2 separate regions of the Homo sapiens genome follow, and region 2 is linked to region 1. Evidence: read pairs that join two places in POLR2A ChIA-PET (ENCODE). Cell type or tissue: PC-9. All regions are shown on one strand. Links, peaks and the distances in the headings refer to the core of each region. The heading gives the core; the rest is flanking DNA.

Region 1 (9,055 bases), core at 807-8,806:
TGACGCTTCAATGAGTGAAGACTTGGGAAGCTTTTTAGGATAGGACCTGGCTCTCAGGAATGCTCAGTGAAGCTTCACTTTGATTCTTATTATCTTTTATTTTTATTAATTTTTTTTTTTTGAGACAAGAATCTCTCTCTGCGCCCAGGCTGGAGTACAGTGGTGTGATCTTGGCTCACTGCAACCTCCGCCTCCCAGGTTCAAGTGATTCTTATGTCTCAGCCTCCCGAGTAGCTATGGCTACAGATGTGGGCCACGACACCCAGCTAATTTTGTATATTTTGTAGAGCTGGTGTTTGGCCATGTTGGCCAGGCTAGTCTCGAACTCCTGGACTCAAGCAATCCACCCGCCTCAGCTTCCCAAAGTGCTGGGATTACAAACATGAGCCACCATACCAGGCCTATTATTTTTAAATATTTTATTTTATTTTATAGAGACAAGGTCTTGCTATATTGCTCAGGCTGGTCTCCAACTTCTGGGCTCAACAGTCCTCCGACTTTGGCCTCCCAAAGTCCTGGGATTATAGGCATGAGCAACTGCACCTGGCCGTCTTTGTTTATTATTATTTTGTTTTCTTTTTTCTTTTTTTTTGCCATCTAGACTCGGCTTGGCAGATTTATTTATTGTTATTTTAACTTATATTTTTTATTTTTTTGAGACAGGCTCTCACTGTGTCACCCAGACTGGAGTGTAGTGGCGCCATATCGGCTCACTGCAACCTCCGCCTCCCAGGCTCCAGCAGTTCTCGTGCCTCAGTCTCCCGAGTAGCTGGAATTACAGGTGCCTGCCACCACACACGGCTAATTGTTGTATTTTTAGTAGAGAAGGGGTTTCACCATGTTGGCCAGGCTGGTCTCGAACTCCTGAACTCAGGTGATCTGCTCACCTAGGCCCCCCAAAGTGCTGGGATTACAAGCATGAGCTATGCACCTGGCCTTTTTAACTTTTTGTTAAGGAAATTTTAAAGCACTCACCGAGAGTTGAGAAAATAGCACAACCACCCCTGTGTAACCATCACCAGCTTCTGCAAAAATTTTCTGCTGATCTGATCTTTTTTTTTTGGCCATTACCTACTGTGCACATATATTTTTTCTTTTTTGCCAAGGTATTTTAAAGCAAATTCCAGATATCATATCATTTCCATTGTATTATTATTGTTATTAATGGTGGTGTTATTTCTGGGATCCAGAATTTGTTTCAGCACCTCCAGAGTCTGTCCTGTTCTATGAAGAAAGTGGCATTAGGCCCATTTCATAGGTTGGGAAACTGAGGCAGCAGGGAGTGGGCTTTGATCAGGTGGTCCTTTTTCTGTGATCCCCTTTTTGGGACTGTGGTGAATTCCCTGTCTTGGCCACACCAAGCCTCAAACCCTGTGGGTTGTTTCTGATTACACAGGTTTGGGGGTCACACCTGGGTGCATGCAGTGTGGGGTACAGGTTCTGTTACTCTGTGCAGAAATCGTCCTCATAAAGGAAGAGTTGAAGTGGGGCTGGCAGCAGGGGATGGACCCCTAGGATGACCCTGGAGGTGATGGGCAACTGGGTCAGCTGTGTGGGTTAAAGTCCTGTTTCTGCTCCTTCTAACCCTGTGACTTGGTGGCAAGCTATTTCCCTCCTTTAGTCCAGGTTAGAGAACTGGAAGTACAGGAGAGATAATAAATACTTATTTGGATGACCTTATTGTTAAATAAGGTCTAGCGTGGAAAAGATGTTTTGCAAGTGCCTGGCTCAGAGTAAACGGTCACTATTGTTAGTGTTGTTATTGCTTCTGTGTATACTCTTGAGGTTGGGGACAAAAATGCTGTTTCTAGGATTGCAGAGGAAGGGTTGATGCCCCTTGACCCCCCAGCCCGGCCCCGCTACCTTCATTCCCTTGCCATGCCCACCCTGTCCCTCTGCACTCTCCCTTTGAAGTGCTTGCCTGTTTAGGGGGCTGCCAACTTCAGCGTGGCCCCTCTCAGCCTCTTATGTCCTCTGTGTCCCAGCCTGGTAACCTTGGGAACGGAGTGAGCGGGAATATCTGTCTGAGGCTGTGAGACCCTTGCTAAAGACCCTTGGGGTCCTTGAGGGAGCGCCTGGTGGCCTCTGCTGCCTGGAGGCAGAGGATGGCCCAGTGTCCAGGGACACCTGCAGGTGAAGCTCCCCGGAGCCACCTTTCCAGAGGCTGGATGCCAACTCTCGTCCACCGTGTGAGGCTGGGCGGGCAGATGTCCACAGCGCCTGCCTCACAGGGTGGCTGTGACAGTTAGCTGGACTATAACCTCCATCACCTGGCACGCATAGTGTCTCATTGACCTCAGACACTTGGCGCCCGGCCTGGGTGCGGGAGTTCTCCCTGGGAGAAGTCTGAGCTCACAGCTTAGCAAGCTCTTGCTGTACTGCGGAATTTCTCTCCCTAGAACGTGCGCGGTGATCTCCTACTTTTGTGTGTATACTTACTCTTTCGTGGACAGTGTATATATATATGTATATATACATATATATATACACATTTTTTTTCCCAACCCCTTTTTTTTTTCCTTTTTTTTGTGTGTGTGTGTTTGAGATGGGGTCTCGCTGTTTCGCTCTGTCCCCTAGGCCGGAGTGCAGTGGCACTATCTCGGCTCGTTGCAACCTCCGCCTCCCGGGTTCAAGACATTCTCCCTGCCTCAGCCTTCCGAGTAGCTGGGATTATAGGCGCCCGCCACCACGCCCGGTTAGTTTTTGTATTTTTAGTAGAGATGAGGTTTCACCATGTTGGCCAGGCTGGTCTCGAACTCCTGACCTCAGGTGATCTGCCTGCTTTGGCTTCCCGAAGTGCTGGGATTACAGGTGTGAGCCACTGGTCCCAGCCTCTCCCAATCCTTTTTCATTGAAGTGTAATTCGTATACAGTAAAATCCGCAGAGGGGCCAGGCACGGTGGCTCACACCTGTAATCCCAGCACTTTTTGGGAGGGCGAGGTGGGAGGATCACTTGAGGCCGGGAGTCCGAGACCAGCCTAGGCAACATAATAAGACCCTATCTCTCCAAAAAACAAATAAAGACCTTAGCCAGTTGTGGTGGCCCCTGCCTGGATCTAATCTGGAGGCTGAGGTAGGAGAATTGCTTGAGTCCAGGAGGCTGAGGCTGCAGAGAGCCATTCATTAAAATGCACATAGTTTAAGCATGCCTTTCCATGAGTCCTAACCCCTATCAAGATACAGCACATTCTCGTCACTGCCAGAAAGTTGCCCTTTGCCCCTTCCTGGTCAGTACCTGCTCCCAGAAGCAGTCACTGGCTTGCCTTGTCATTGTGGGTCAGCCTTGCCTCTTCTAGAATTTCACAGAGGGGGAGTCCTGCCCCGTGGAGTCCGTTGGGTTGAGCATCTTCGGCTCAGCATGATCCTTTTGAGATGCAGGGATGTTGGTGTGTGTGTATCGGGAGTGTCTTCCTTTAAGAAATTCTTTCCCGTGAGTATTTCTTCAAGCCTGGCTTTCTCATGAGGCTCCAAACTGCAGAAGATGAGAAGGGAGGGCTGTGTTTCCTGTGTTCTCAGCTCCTGGTGTGCAGTAGGTGCTCTGTAGATGCTTGTTGAATGAATGGATGGGTGGATGACAGGCATGTCCCAGGGATGGAGAAAGGGGAGCAGAGACCCTGTCTTTGGAGTTCCTGTGTGTTTCTCAAAAAGTGTCCCACTGGCCAGGGCGCAGTGGCTCACACCTCTAATCCCAGCACTTTGGGAGGTCAGGGCAGGTGGATCACCTGAGGTCGGGAGTTTGAGACCAGCTTGGGCAACATGGTGAAACCCCGTCTCTACAAAAAAATACAAAAAGTAGCCGAGCATGGTGGTGCATGCTTGTAGTCCCAGCAACTTGGGAAGCTGAGAGGTGGGAGGATCACTTGAGCCCAGAAGGTCGAGGCTCCAGTTAGCTGTGATCATACCACTGCACTTTAGCTTGGGCGACAGAGTGAGACTGTCTCAAAAAAAAAAAAAAAAAAAAAACAAGAACAAAACCCACATGCTTCCAAATGACCAGGGATGCTTGTGAAAAATGACCATCCCTGGGCTCCACACAGACCAAACTCCTGGGAATCCCGATGAGTGGCGTCCAGGAAACAGCATTTTCATCAAGCGCTGTCTCTGAGTAGTTCTTTTGCACAGGTAGCCCAGCCCTAAATCCTAGGCCTCTTCCGGCAGCAGCAGAGCTCCCCAGCAGGCCTGTCATCCAGTCAAGGCGGCCATGGGTCTTGGAGCCCCACTCGATCTCTGTCTACGGCCATTGCTTGTCCTGACCCTGGCTGCCTCCCTGGTGCCTCTGTGTGAGCCTGGAGTCCTGTACTCACTCCCTAAGTGCTGTTCAAAGAGGGAATGAATGGGAACCTGGGAGGTAGGTCAGGATTGTTGACCTCCCCACTGCTCAGCGGGGAAACCGAGGCTCCATGAGTTCTGGTGTTTCTCCTGCAGTTCACCTGGGAGTGGAAGCCAGACAGGGTATTTCCTGGGCTAAGCAGCCATCAGTTGTAAGATGCAGCTTCCTTTTCAGAGACAAAAGTGTGAAAAATGCGCATCTTGGAGTTGATAAAACTCAGGAAAAGTCCTGTCCCACCCTGCAGTTTGCCCGCTGTCTCAAGGCTGTTTTGTGCAGGGTTGTCTTTTTCTGTTAAATTTCTGTCTCGTTAGCCAAAGGAACAAAATCCCCTGATGTCTTCCCAGTGCTTTGTACCTTCTCAAGCATGTCCCCTTCCATGGTCCTGCTTTTGTATTTAAAATTTTTTAGTCTTTTTTTTTTTTTTTTTTAAATGCGAGATGGAATTTTGCTCTTGTTGCCCAGGCTGGAGTGCAATGGTGCTATCTTGGCTCACTGCAACCTCCGCCTCCCAGGTTCAAGCAATTCTCCTGCCTCAGCCTCCTGAGTAGCTGGGATTACGGGCACATGCCACCACACCCGGCTGATTTTTGTATTTTTAGTAGAGAGGGGGTTTCACCATGTCAGGCTGGTTTTGAACTCCTGACCTCAGTTGATCACTGGCGTCCGCCTCCCAAAGTGCTGGGATTACAGGCGTGAGCCACTGCACCCGGCCTGAATTGAGAGACTTCTTTAACTCAGTTTCTTTTTATTTTCAAGATGGAGCCTTGCTCTGTCGCCCAGGCTGGAGTGCAATAGTGCGATCTTGGCTCACTGCAACCTCCACCTCCCAGGTTCAAGCAATTCTCCTGCCTTGGCTTCTCAAGTAGCTGGTGTTACAGGCGTGCACCACCACCCCCAGCTAATTTTTGTACTTTATTTTTTTTTTTTTGAGATGAAGTCTCACTCTGTTGCCTAAGCTGGAGTGCAGTGGTGCGATTTTGGCCCACTGCAACCTCTACCTCCCGGGTTCAAGCAGTTCTCCTGCCTCAGCCTCCCGAGTAGCTGGGACTACAGGCCTGCACCACCATGCCCAGCTAATTTTTGTATTTTTAGTAGAGACAGGTTTCACTATGTTGGCCAGGCTGGTCTCGAACTCCTCACCTTGTGATCTGCCCGCCATGGCCTCCCAAAGTGCTGGAATTACAGGTGTGAGCCACCACTCCCGGCCATACTTTTTTAGTAGAGATGGGGTTTCGCCGCCATGTTGGCCAGGCTAGTCTCGAACTCCTGACCTCAGGTGATCCTCTCGCCTTGGCCTCCCAGAGTGCTGGGATTACAGGCATGAGCCACCACGCCTGAGTGTAACTTGGTTTCTAACAAAAGTCTGCTTAAAAATATGTAGGAGTGGGCCGGGCGTGGTGGCTCACGCCTGTAATCCCAGCACTTTGGGAGGCTGAGGCGGGCAGATCACGAGGTCAGGAGATCGAGACCATCCTGGCTAATGCGGTGAAACCCTGTCTCTACTAAAAATACAAAAAATTAGCTGGACGTAGTGGCTGGCGCCTGTAGTCCCAGCTACTCGGGAGACTGAGGCAGGAGAATGGTGTGAACCCGGGAGGCGGAGCTTGCAGTGAGCCGAGATTGTGCCACTGCACTCCAGCCTGGGTGACAGAGTGAGACTCTGTCTCAAAAAAAAAAAAAAAAAAAAAAAATTTAGGAGTGGGCCGGGTGCGGTGGCTCATGCCTGTAATCCTAGCACTTTGGGAGCCCAAGGTGGGTGGATCACGAGGTCAGGAGTTCAAGACCAGCCTGGGCAACATGGTGAAGCCCCATCTCTACTAAAAATACAAAAATTAGCTGGGCATGGTGGCAGGCACCTGTAATCCTAGCTACTCAGGAGGCTGAGGCAGAGAATTGTTTGAGCCCAGGAGGCGGAGGTTGCAATGAGCCGAGATAGTGCCACTGCACTCCAGCCTGGGTGACAGAACGAGAGGCCATCTCAAAAAAAAAAAAGTGTGTGTGTGTGTACTCTCATATATTAGACATTACATAATACATAATAGAAATATAAAACTATACATTATTATATATAAAAATATATACTCCTATTTATAAAATTCCCTTTTATTTTCATTCCCCTCCCCGTCAGCGACCTCCTGTGCTGGAGTGAATTGCTTGCTTTGTGCGATGGATTTTTGCTTTACAGAAAGGATACTGCTTCTGTTTCTCCTCCTGCTGCTTTTCCTCCCAGTGCTGTGTTTAGAGGGTCGCCTTGTTGGTTACCTGTCCCTCCCTGCTGCTCCTCCCTGCTGTGCGCTCCATGGGCTGCAGGTAGTACAGTTCACTTCAAATCCTCATGAGGGTCAGACCCCCAGGTGTTCACCATCTCCCTGTCACAGAGGCACAGAGGTAAAATGACTTCCCAAGGTCACACAGGGAGCTGCTGCCTGAGCTGGGATTTTCGTCCTCCTGGTTAATTCAGACTCACACTCAGGCTTCCTACTGCTTGGACTGTGGCCCATGTTCTCACCTCCAGCACAAATAGCCGGTGCTGTGCCTTCAGGGACTGGGGAGAGCGATGAGGCAGGAACACACCCATTCCCCTGCAAAGCCAGATCAGTGTCTGAGGATTGCCAGCTGAGCCTGGGGAGGTCAGGCGGGGAGGCATCAGGGTAGGCTTCCTGGAGGAGGGAGCTTCTAGGGCAGGCTTTGGGGCTTGGGGGTAGGGTAAGAAAAACAGGGAATCTAGCATGATCCAAGGTCATTGCCCTGAGCAGCTGGGTGGAAGGAAGTGTTCTTTCTCTCTCTCTCTTTTTTTTTTTTTTTTGAGACTGAGACCGAGTTTAGTTCTTGTTGCCCAGGCTGGAGTGCAGTGGCGCGATCTTGGCTCACCGCAACCTCTGCCTTCGGCGTTCAAGAGATTCTCGTGCCTCAGCTCCCCGAGTAGCTGGGATTACAGGCACGCACCACCGCGCCCGGCTAATTTTGTGTTTTTAGTAGCGTCGGGGTTTCTCCATGTTGGCCAGGCTGGTCTTGAACTCCCGACCTCAGATGATCCGCCCACCTCTGCCTCCCAAAGTGCTGGGATTACAGGCGTGAGCCAACATGCCCGGCAGATTGTGACTCCCTAGTGCCCTCAGGTAAAACCTCTTCAGCTCCGTACAAAGTCTTTCTGATCTGGCCTGGCTTATCTCCTACCCTTTTCATCTTGCCTTTCACTCACCAAGCTGGTTCCCGCCTCCCCACCTCGGCCTGCACTGTACTCTGCCCAGAGTCATCTTCCCCTGCTACAAGCATACCCCAGAGAGCAGGCAGGTTAGGTTCTAGACAGTGCAGTAAAGTGAGTATCACAATAGAGCGAGCCACACACGTTTTTTGATTCTCCAGTGGATACAAAAGTTACGTTTATACGATACTGCAATCTGTTAAGTGTGCAATAACATCATGTCTAAAAAAACCAGTGTACATACCTTAATTAAAAATTGCTTTATTGCTAAAATATGCTGATACTGACATGAAGTGAGCTTGTGACTGGGAAAATGATGCAGATAGACTCACTGGACAAAGGGTTGCCAGAAACCTTCAGTTCGTAAAAAAATGCTGTGTCTTTGAAGTGTAGTAACAAGTTATGCCTGTACCTCCCACTGCCACGCCCTGACTTTTTTTTTTTTCTTTGGAAGATAGGGTCTCATTCTGTCGCCCAGGCTGGAATGCAGTGGTGTGATCATACTCACTCCTGTCTTGACCTCCCAGGCTCAAGCGTTCCTCCAACCTCAGCTACCCGAGTAGTTGGGACCGCAGGCATGTGCCACCATACCTGGCTGATTTTTTAAGTTTTTGCAGAGATGAGGTTTCACTATGTTGCCCAGGCTGGCCTTGAACTCCCGGGCTCAAGTGATCCTCCTGACTCAGTCTCCCACAGTGCTGGGATTACAGACATGAGCCACTGCACCTGGCTTTTTTTTTTTTTTTTTTTTTTTTTGAGACAGAGTCTCACTCTGTTGCCCAGGGTGAAGTGCAGTGACGTGATCTCAGCTCACTGCAACCTCCACCTCCTGGGTTCAAGTAGTTCTCCTGCCTCAGCCTCCTGAGTAGCTGGGATTACAGGCGTGAGCCACCACGCCCAGCTAATTTTTGTATTTTTAGTAGAGATAGGGTTTCACCATGTTGGCCAGGCTGGTCTCGAACTCCTGACCTCCAGTGATTTGCCCTCCTCAGCCTCCCAAAGTGTTGAGATTACAGGTGTGAGCCACCAACCTGGCCTTTTTTTTTTTTTTTTAAGAGACAGGGTCTCACTGGTGCCCAGGCTGGATTGCGGTGGCGTGATTGTGGTTCACTGTGGCCTCCAACTCTTTTGGGGCCACATCTCGCAGGTCTCTGCTTAAATGCTCCCTCCTCGGGGAAGCCCTCTTTGACTTTCTCGTCCAATTTCCTTCACTTCACTGAGCTTATTTCCATGTTAGGTGACATCCTCAGGGTCTGACAAGGACTGAATAAACCCCTAACTGATACTGAATGATTGAGGGGCCAGGTGACCTTTATACAGATCGTGAGGAGATTGGGTTGGGTTTGGATTGGGTTTTTGAGTTTCTGAGCTGAGTTGGAGGCTTAGGAGAGAAAAGGAAAGAAGGTGAGGGAAGGTTCTGGAAGAGCCTGGAGGAGGTGGTACTGGGTTGGGCTCAGAAGTGAAGTTTGCTCACAGTTTGCGAAGTGGAGAGGGTGTGAAGGCAGAGGTTGTGTGTACA
Region 2 (8,889 bases), core at 1-8,000, 72 kb before region 1:
CGGGCCAGACTCGGAGCCCTCCCGCGAGGGCACGGCCGAGGGCTTGTGGACAACAAACACGTTGTTGCCTTTGCTTTTGGGACAGCCCGGCAGGTTCCGGAGCCACTGGAAGCTGTGGCTCGATGGCTGGGAACTGGCAGGGACCGTCTGGCCTCGGAAGAGAGGCAGGCAGGCAGGCACGGAGCCGCCTTCGGGCCAGCACTCCGCGGTGGACCGGGCCTGGAGCAGCGCGGTATCTGGCTCCGGCTCTGGCGGGTCGGGGGCGCCGTTCTCGGCGGCCCTGGAATTAGGGGCTGTGAACACGTCAGTGGCCGGCTCTTTCTGTGGGAGGCAAGGCTCCTCGGGAAGCTCGGTGTCCAGCGCTGCTGGGGCCGCGTGGGGGCCGGCTGGGGTGCAGGACGAGGACCCCGATGAGGCGGGGCAGGGACAGGCAGTGTTCCTCCCTTCGCTGTCTGAAGCCCCCGCCGGGGCTGGGCCAGGAGAAGGGGTCTTCTGGTGGACGATGCTACTCACGATGCGGCGCAGGAGGTCCCGGTGGGGCAGGAGGGAGCCGGGGGACCTGGCCTCTGGGGGCACCAGGGACCGCAGGCTGCTGGGGGGCGGCTGGCCGGCCGACTCGTGGGCGTGGGGGGAGTCCCCGCAGGCCTCTTCCTCCGGGGGGGCTTCCTTCAGGATGCACAGGCCGTGATGGACCTCGTAGTGCCGGCGCAGAGAGCGGTAGTCGCAGTAGCTCTTGCTGCAGCCCTGCTCGATGCACACGAAGGGCTTTGTCTTCTGGTGGGTGAGCATGTGCCCGGTCCTGGAGCCAGACACAAGCAGGGGCGTCACCGGGGCACCTGGGACCGGGCTTTCTGCTGTAGGACCCTGGTGGCCCCCAAAAGTCTGTGGTACAGTTGCACCACAATTCAGAAATTGTACTCAGCCCCCACGAGGAAAGACCACCCAGCAAACCCTGCTTCGGTCAAAGCCATCTGGCAGGGGAGTTCCTCTCCCCTCACCTTTAAGCAAACCCCTTACAGAAAAGTAAAAAAAAAAAAAAAAACCAGCGGGGCACAGTGGCTCATGCCTGTAATCCCAGCACTTTGGGAGGCCGAGGTGAGTGGATCACTTGAGGTCAGGAGTTTGAGACCAGCCTGGCCAACATGGTAAAACCCGTCTCTACTAAAAATACAAAAAATTTAGCTGGGTGTAGTGGCACATGCCAGTAATCCCAGCTACTGGGGAAGCTGAGGCAAGAGAATCACTTGTACCCAGGAGATGAAGTGCATTGCAGTGAGCCGAGATCACACCACTGCACTCCAGCCTGGGTGACAGAGTGAGACTCTATCTCAATAAACAAACAAACAAATAAATAAAATTTTAAAAAATACAAAAAAAAAAATCCACTGAGGCCAGATCAGATTTCCCCAGAGTGGGTTCCCAAGGAACACAAAGACCTCCAGAGTTGCTCCTCAAGGACTTTGGCACAGCTAATAAATAAGTTTTGAAAAAACACCATTCACTCCTTGGAGGTTCACGATGCACAGTAGCAAATTTAATTAATTAATTTTTTGTTTTTGAGACGGAGTCTTGCTCTGTCACCCAGGCTGGAGTGCAATGGCACGATCTCGGCTCACTGCAACTCTGCCCCCCAGGTTCAAGCGATTCTTGTGCCTCAGCCTCCAAGTAGCTGGGACTACAGGTGCGTGCCACCACGCCCAGCTAATTTTTGTATTTTTAGTAGAGACGGGGTTTTGCCTTGTTGGCCAAGCTGGTCTCGAACTCCTGACCCTCAAGTGATCTGCCTGCCTTGGCCTCCCAAAGTGCTGAGATTACAGGCGTGAGCCACTGTAGCCGGCACACAGTAGCAAATGTAAAAGCCACACAGAGAGAGACCTGTTTAACTTTCAGTGTCTCTCAAACTTATTTGCCCAGAGAACTGTTTTTGGTTTTGTTTTCAAAAAGCCCCTATTAGCATTCCTGAGAACCAGAATTCTGCAGAATAGACTGGAGGAGATGCTAACTTGGGGACGATCCTTCCTTTAACAAAGGAATCTGTGCCTTACCGTAGGAGACCCCTAAGAAGATGCTACCTGGAACCCCCCACAGCAAAGAAGCCAATTTACAGAGGCCCAATCCATAGAAACATTATAGAGCCAAACAGCCAAATGTGCCTATAGTTTCTGCAAACAGAAATGCATGTAAATATGTATTGCATCACACCTACCTCTGCATTAACACATTATAAATATAAGCAGAGGAGTACATCACCCTCTGGGCCCCCAACAGCCCTGCTCTGGACAGTCCTAGTCGATGTGGACTAAATCATAAAGTCTTTCCCCAAAGGCTCACCCTCAGCCTCTGTCTGAGGGAAGCAACAGAGAGGGAATCAGGAGACCTAAGTTCTACCCCCAGCTATTACCAACTTGTGACATGAGCAAATTGGCTCCTTTTCCTGGGGTAGGTGTGGGTGAGAGGATAAGATGAAAGATGGATTAGTCAAAGCCCCTTGTGAAAGGGAGGAGCCCCATAAGAATGCTAAGTACTTTCATCTCCCACTTGCAGGTCTCCTGGTTTGAAAAACATGTGTCTTTCTTTCCCCCACAGGCAAGACAAGCTTATCATTTCCAAGACATTAAGCGGTGGCTCACACCTGTAATCCCAGCACTTTGGGGAGGCCGAGTCACGCAGATCACTTGAGAAATCCTGTCTCTACTAAAAATACAAAAATTAGCCAGGCATGATAGTGCATGCCTGTAGTCCTAGCTACTCAAGATGAGGAGGCAGGAAAATCACTTGAACCCAGGAGGCAGAGGCTTGCAGTGAGCTGAGATCACACCTCTGCACTCCAGCCTGAGTGACAGAGCAAGACTGTCCAAAAAAAAAAAAAAAGGAAATTTTGCTCCTGACACTTTTTAAGTCAAAAGTTAAAAGGAAAAGAATGAGTTTTTTAAAAAAGAAAAAAAAACAAAAAAAAAAATAGAAAAGAAAAACAAAGCTGGGGCCGGGTGCGGTGGCTCACGCTTGTAATCCCAGCACTTTGGGAGGCTGAGGCAGGTGGATCACAAGGTCAGGAGTTTGAGACCAGCCTGGCCAATATGGTGAAACCCCATCTCTACTAAAAATACAAAAATTAGCTGGGCGGGGTGGCATGCGCCTGTAGTCCCAGCTGCTCTGGAGGCTGAGGCAGGAGAATCGCTTGAACCTGGGAGGTGAAGGTTGTAGTGAGCCGAGATCGTGCCACTGCACTCCAGCCTGGGTGACAGAGCAAGACTCCATCTCAAAAAAAAAAAAAAAAAAAGAAAAAAAAAGAAAAACAAGGGTTAATTCTCCATTGCCATGTTCTAGAAGCAGGCGTCTCATCTTTCCTGTCTCGTGCTATCCCAAAACACAGAGAACACAGATCCGTTTTCCTCAGACACCTACCAGAGACTCAGGACATAGCTCTATAAAGTTAGCCCAACTCCTCCCATGACACAATTGACTCAGAAGCCAGCTGTTAGGCGTTTTTAACCCACAAGCAGCCCATCTGCAAACAGAAGCAGGGGCTTCCTCACAGGCGTGAATTTAGGGGCTGGGACAGCAGCGCCCACTCTCTTCCCTGCGCTCTGATGGTGTGAGAAGAACGGAGTGGGCTGGGCACGGTGGCTCACACCTGTAATCCCAGAACTTTGGGAGGCCAAGGCGGGAGGATCACTTGAGGTCAGGAGTTCAAGATCAGCCTGGCCAACATGGTGAAACCCTGTCTCTACTAAAAATAATACAAAAATTAGCTGGGTGTGGTGGCGGGCGCTTGTAATCCTAGCTACTCAGGAGGCTGAGGCAGGAGAATCACTTGAACCCGGGAGGCGGAGGTTGCAGTGAGCCGAGATCATGCCACTACACTCCAGCCCGGATGACAGACAAAAAAAAAAAAAAAGCATGGAGTGGCTGTGGCTGCGGCTGAGCAGAGGTAATACACGTCTGGAAAACCCAACAGAGGACGAGACAGCAGGTTGATCTGGGAGAATAGGAAGAAGACCCAGGAACATGTCCCCACCCCCAGCCCCTGAACAGACGTTTTTCTGACCAGACTCCCACATACAGGTGGTCCTGGCGCTTAAAGGCCTTGCTGCAGATTTTGCAGACGTGCTTCCTTTCCTGGCTGTGTGTCAGGTAGTGCTTGCTCAGAGAACTGGCGCTGCTGAACACCTTCCCGCACAGGCTGCAGTCCAGAAGTGGGTTTTGAGGGGAACTGTGCTGCCGCTTTCCTTTCCTGGCACTCCCCGAGGTGGCCCTTCCTCCTTCGTCAGCCTCTTTAGCCTTAAGCACACCTAGCCCCAGGTCTAAACAGAGGGAGAAAGCACAGGTTATACACAGCCAAGGCAACCAAGCGAAAAGCACGACTAAGGCACTCTACACCTCTTAGAACCATGGTGGCCTTGTAAGTGTTGCGCGAGAACTCTTGCTCCACACAAAGTAAACAAGGTTCAGGAGCAGGTGAGGGGAACAGAAGCCCTGCAGGATGGCACCCGGACTTGGTGCCACGTGTGGAGGGATGACTGCAGACTGAAGCCCTTCCAGAGCAGCATGACCACAATGGGCTGGGCTTTATGACCACACCATCACCTGGTACTCTTGGAACGGCAATTAGAAATATATTATCCAAAACCTTGGAAAAGTAGAAATCCTTGCACACACCCAGCCAATTCTGTTTTTGGGGTTTTCACATAAGGAAATAAATGTAGCTTTGTACAAAGATCTAGCTGCAAGGGAGTAAACTGTCATACTGCTTTTCCTGGTGAAATGTTATAAACAACCTAATATCTGGGTTGGGTGTGGTAGCTCACACCTGTAATCCCAGCACTTTGGGAGGCTGAAGCAGGCGGATCATTTGAGGTCAGGAGTTCAGGACGAGCCTGGCCAACATGGTGAAACCCCGTCTCTACCAAAAATACAAAAATTAGCTGGGCATGGTGGTGTGTGTCTGTAATCCCGGCTATTTGGGAGGCTGAGGCACGAGAACTGCTTGAACCCAGGAGGCGGAAGCTGCAGTAAGCTGAGATAGCACCACTGCACTCTAGCCTGGGCGACAGAGTGGGACTCTGTCAAAGAAAAAGAAAAAGAAAGAAAGAAAGACAGGAAGGAAGGAAGGAGGAAGGAAGGAAGGAAAGAGAGAGAGAAAGAGAGAGAGAGAAAGAGAAAGAAAGGAAGGAAGGAAGGAAAGAAGGAAAGAGAAAGAGAAAGATAAGGAGAGAAGCAAAGAAAGAAAGGAAAGAAAAAGAAAAAGAAAGGAAAAGAAAGAAAGAAAAGAAAGAAAGAATCAGATGGACTAGTAGGATTATTAGCTGGTTTTATTTTCCTCTTTTTGTATAGGTAAATTGTTTATATTTTATGTATCCCTTGGATAAAATGATAAAATATATAGTTATGAATCACATCACCCAAGAAATAGTTAAAGGAACTGGGAATATTCAGTTTGGAGAGGTCAGACGTCTTCAAATATCTGAAGGGCCAGTGTATACAGGAGACAGCAGACTGCTTCTGTCTTGCTCTAAGTACAGTGGTGCGATCACAGCTCATTGCAGTCTCTAAGTCCTGGGCTCAAGTGATCCTCCCACCTCAGCCTACTGAGTAGCTGGGACTACACGGGCCACCACCACTCCCAGCTGATTTTTAAATTGTTATTTGTTGTAGAGCTAGGCTTGGTGAATGAAAATTAAAGGGAAGCTGACCTCACACCACTGGAAACATAGGGTTTGGCCTTGCTCACTGCTGTGTTCTCAGATGCGAGAGTTCCCATTCTGGCACTCACAGGCACTCAATAACTGTATGTTAGATGAAGGAATAATAAAAGATTTTTCTACTTTTTAGATTGACCTGAAAGGTGGATTAGACTGTCTTTTTTTTTTTAATTTTTTTTTTTTTTGAGACTGAGTCTTACTCTGTTGCCCAGGCTAGAGGGCAGTGGCGCAATCTCGGCTCACTGCAACCTCTGCCTCCCAGGTTCAAGCCTCAGCCTCTGCAGTAGCTGGGACTACAGGTACCTGCCACCATGTCCAACTAACTTTTGTATTTTTAGTAGAGATGGGGTTTCACCATGTTGGCCAGGCTGGTCTCGAACTTCTGGCCTCAGGTGATCCACCCACCTCAGCCTCCCAAAGTGCTGGGATTACAGGTGTGAGCCACCGCGCCCAGCCTGCCTTTTTAACTTCTTATTTCTTATTATTTTCTTGATAGAGATGGGGTCTCACTATGTTGTCCAGGCTAGAGTGCAGGGGTTATTCACAGACGCAATCATAGCTCACCGCAGCCTTGAACTCCTGGGCGTGAGCAGTCCTTCTGACTCAGCCTCCCAAGCAGGTGAGACTACACGTGCACACCACCATGCCCAGCTAATTTTTATTTTTATTTCTTGAGACAGGGTCTTATTCTGTCACCCAGGCTACAGTACAGTGGTGCGATCACAGCTCATTGCAGTCTCTAAGTCCTGGTCTCAAGTGATCCTCCCACCTCAGCCTATTGAGTAGCACGGGCCACCACCACCCCAGCTGATTTTTAAATTGTTATTTGTTGTAGAGATGGGGTCTCACTATGTTGCCCAGGTTAGTCTCAATCTCCTGGACTCAAGCAATCCTCCTGACTTGGCCTCCCAAAGTGCTGGGATTACAGGCGTGAACCATACATAGCACCTGGCTTAAACTGCCTTATGAGATGGCAAGTTTGTTTGTTTGTTGAGATGGAGTCTCACTCAGTCACCCACGCTGGAGTGCAATGGCGCCATCTTGGCTCACTGCAACCTCTGCCTCCTGGGTTCAAGTGATTCTCCTGCGTCAGCCTCCTGAGTGGCTGAGATTAGAGGCGCCTGCCACCATGCCAGGCTAATTCTTATATTTTTAGTAGAGACGGGGTTTTGCCATGTTGGCCAGGCTAGTCTCAAACTTCTGGCCTCAAGCGATCCTCCCACCTCAGCCTCCCAAAGTGCTGGGATTACAAAGTGCATGAGCCACTGTGCCCAGCCAAGATGGCAAGTTTGGAAATAATAATTTATCAGGGATACTATGGAGATGGGATCCAAGAATTCAATGGGCCAGGGCATGGGAAGAGCAGGAGGTTGCTCTAAAGGATCCAATCGTGCAAATTCTCTGTGGCTCATGAGATGCAGTGTGACAGACACAGCAGAAGGGAAACTGGGCTGGGAGTCTTGAGGCCTAGACTCTCCTCCCAATCCTGCCTGTGGCCATTTGTCATGGAACTTGCTTGGCCTTTGTCTTTGTCCTCTGAGAAATTACTATAATGAGTAGTCAAATAACTCCAACAGTTTCAACAAGGAAAAACCGGGCTCCCTCAGGCAAAAGTCCTTAGCCTTACTCAGTCACTTAAAAATGCCTATTAAAATCGAGACCATCCTGGCTAACATGGTGAAACCCCGTCTCTACTAAAAATACAAAAAATTAGCTGGGGGCAGTGGCGGGCGCCTGTGGTCCCAGCTACTAGGGAGGCTGAGGCAGGAGAATGGCATGAACCCGGGAGGCGGAGCTTGCAGTGAGCCGAGATCGCACCACTGCACTCTAGCCTGGGCGATAGAGCGAGACTCCATCTCAAAAAAAAAAAAAAAAAAAAAAAAAAAAAGCCTATTAAAGCAACTATAAAACTAGAAAACAAAACGTTTTTAAAAATTGGCAAGGAGGCCGGGCACGGTGGCTTATGCCTGTAATCCCAGCACTTTGGGAGGCCGAGGAGGGTGGATCATGAGGTCAGGAGTTTGAGACCAGTCTGGCCAAGATGGTGAAACCCCGTCTCTACTAAAAATACAAAAATTAGCTGGGCGTGGTGGGGGACACCTGTAATCCCAGCTACTCGGGAGGCTGAGGCAGGAGAATCGCCTGAACCCGGGAGGTGGAGGTTGCAGTGAGCCAAGATTGCACCATTACACTCTAACCTGGTGACAGAGAAAGACTCCGTCTCAAAAAAATAAATAAATAAATAAAAATTGGCAAGGACACTGAAAAACAGGCAAACAGAGGAACTAGCCTGGGAAGTCACTTGATCTTCTTAGAAACCAGTGTTATAAGGGCTCTACAGTTTTTTAACATTTATTTATTTATTTATTTGTTGAGATGGAGTCTCACTCTGTTGCCCAGCCTGGAGTGCAGTAGCATGATCTCAGCTCACTGTAACCTCCATCTCCCAGATTCAAGCAGTTCTCCTGCCTCAGCCTCCCGAGTAGCTGGGATTACAGGCACCCACCACCATGCCAGGCTAATTCTTTTTTTTTTTTTTTTTTTGAGACGGAGTCTTGCTCTGTTGCCAGGCTGGAGTGCTGTGGTGCAATCTCGGCTCACTGCAACCTCCGACTCCCTGGTTCAAGCGATTTTCCTGCCTCAGCCTCCCAAGTAGCTGGGATTACAGGCACGTACCACCACACCCAGATAATTTTTGTATTTTTAGTAGACAGATTTCACTATGTTAGCCAGGATGGTCTTGAACTCCTGACCTCATGATCCGCCTGCCTCGGCCTCCCAAAGTGCTGGGATTACAGGCGTGAGCCACCACGCCTGGCCAAATTATTGTATTTTTAGTAGAGATGGGGTTTCGCCATGTTGGCTGGGCTGGAGTGGAACTCCTTATCTCAAGCGATCCGCCCACCTCAGCCTCCCAAAGTACTAGGATTATAGGCATGAGCCACCATGTCCGGCCAGAGCTATAAAATTGTTTAATGCTCCGTCTGGGTAAACTGACTTTGAGGAAAATATTCAAAGAACTAATCCAAAAGAAAACTCAACATGTACAAAGTTGTTCACAGAAACACTTTAACAGTCCAAACAGCAAGAATATGGTCTAACAGTCCAATGGAATAGCTATTTCAGTGACCCTCAGTATGAAGGTCTACCTTCAATATGAAAGCAAATACACCAACTCTTACAACTT

Evidence for each region. ChIA-PET counts read pairs that join two places held together with the same protein. Peaks named below come from ENCODE experiments on the same cell type or tissue, not always from the same donor. Only the 100,000 strongest peaks of a DNase experiment are listed, where the experiment ranks them.
Region 2: POLR2A ChIA-PET joins it to region 1 with 14 read pairs; 13 of 35 experiments call an interaction of 5 or more read pairs at or near these places.

The regions. Positions count from the first base shown.
Region 1 is chr19:47,616,726-47,625,780 of GRCh38, forward strand. All of the region lies in intron 1 of BICRA (BRD4 interacting chromatin remodeling complex associated protein), which reads left to right. Among named protein-coding and RNA genes, the nearest start is that of BICRA, 12 kb to the left of the region's middle. RefSeq lists an enhancer at 3,847-4,407. In PC-9, for the core only: no CTCF peak of the experiment used is centred there; no DNase peak of the experiment used is centred there.
Region 2 is chr19:47,545,182-47,554,070 of GRCh38, forward strand. ZNF541 (zinc finger protein 541) reads right to left here. Exons shown (of 17, transcript NM_001277075.3): 4 at 4,064-4,304; 5 at 1-799. Among named protein-coding and RNA genes, the nearest start is that of ZNF541, 24 kb to the right of the region's middle. In PC-9, for the core only: no CTCF peak of the experiment used is centred there; DNase peaks (open chromatin) are centred at 4,460 and 7,280; H3K27me3 peaks cover 29 bases.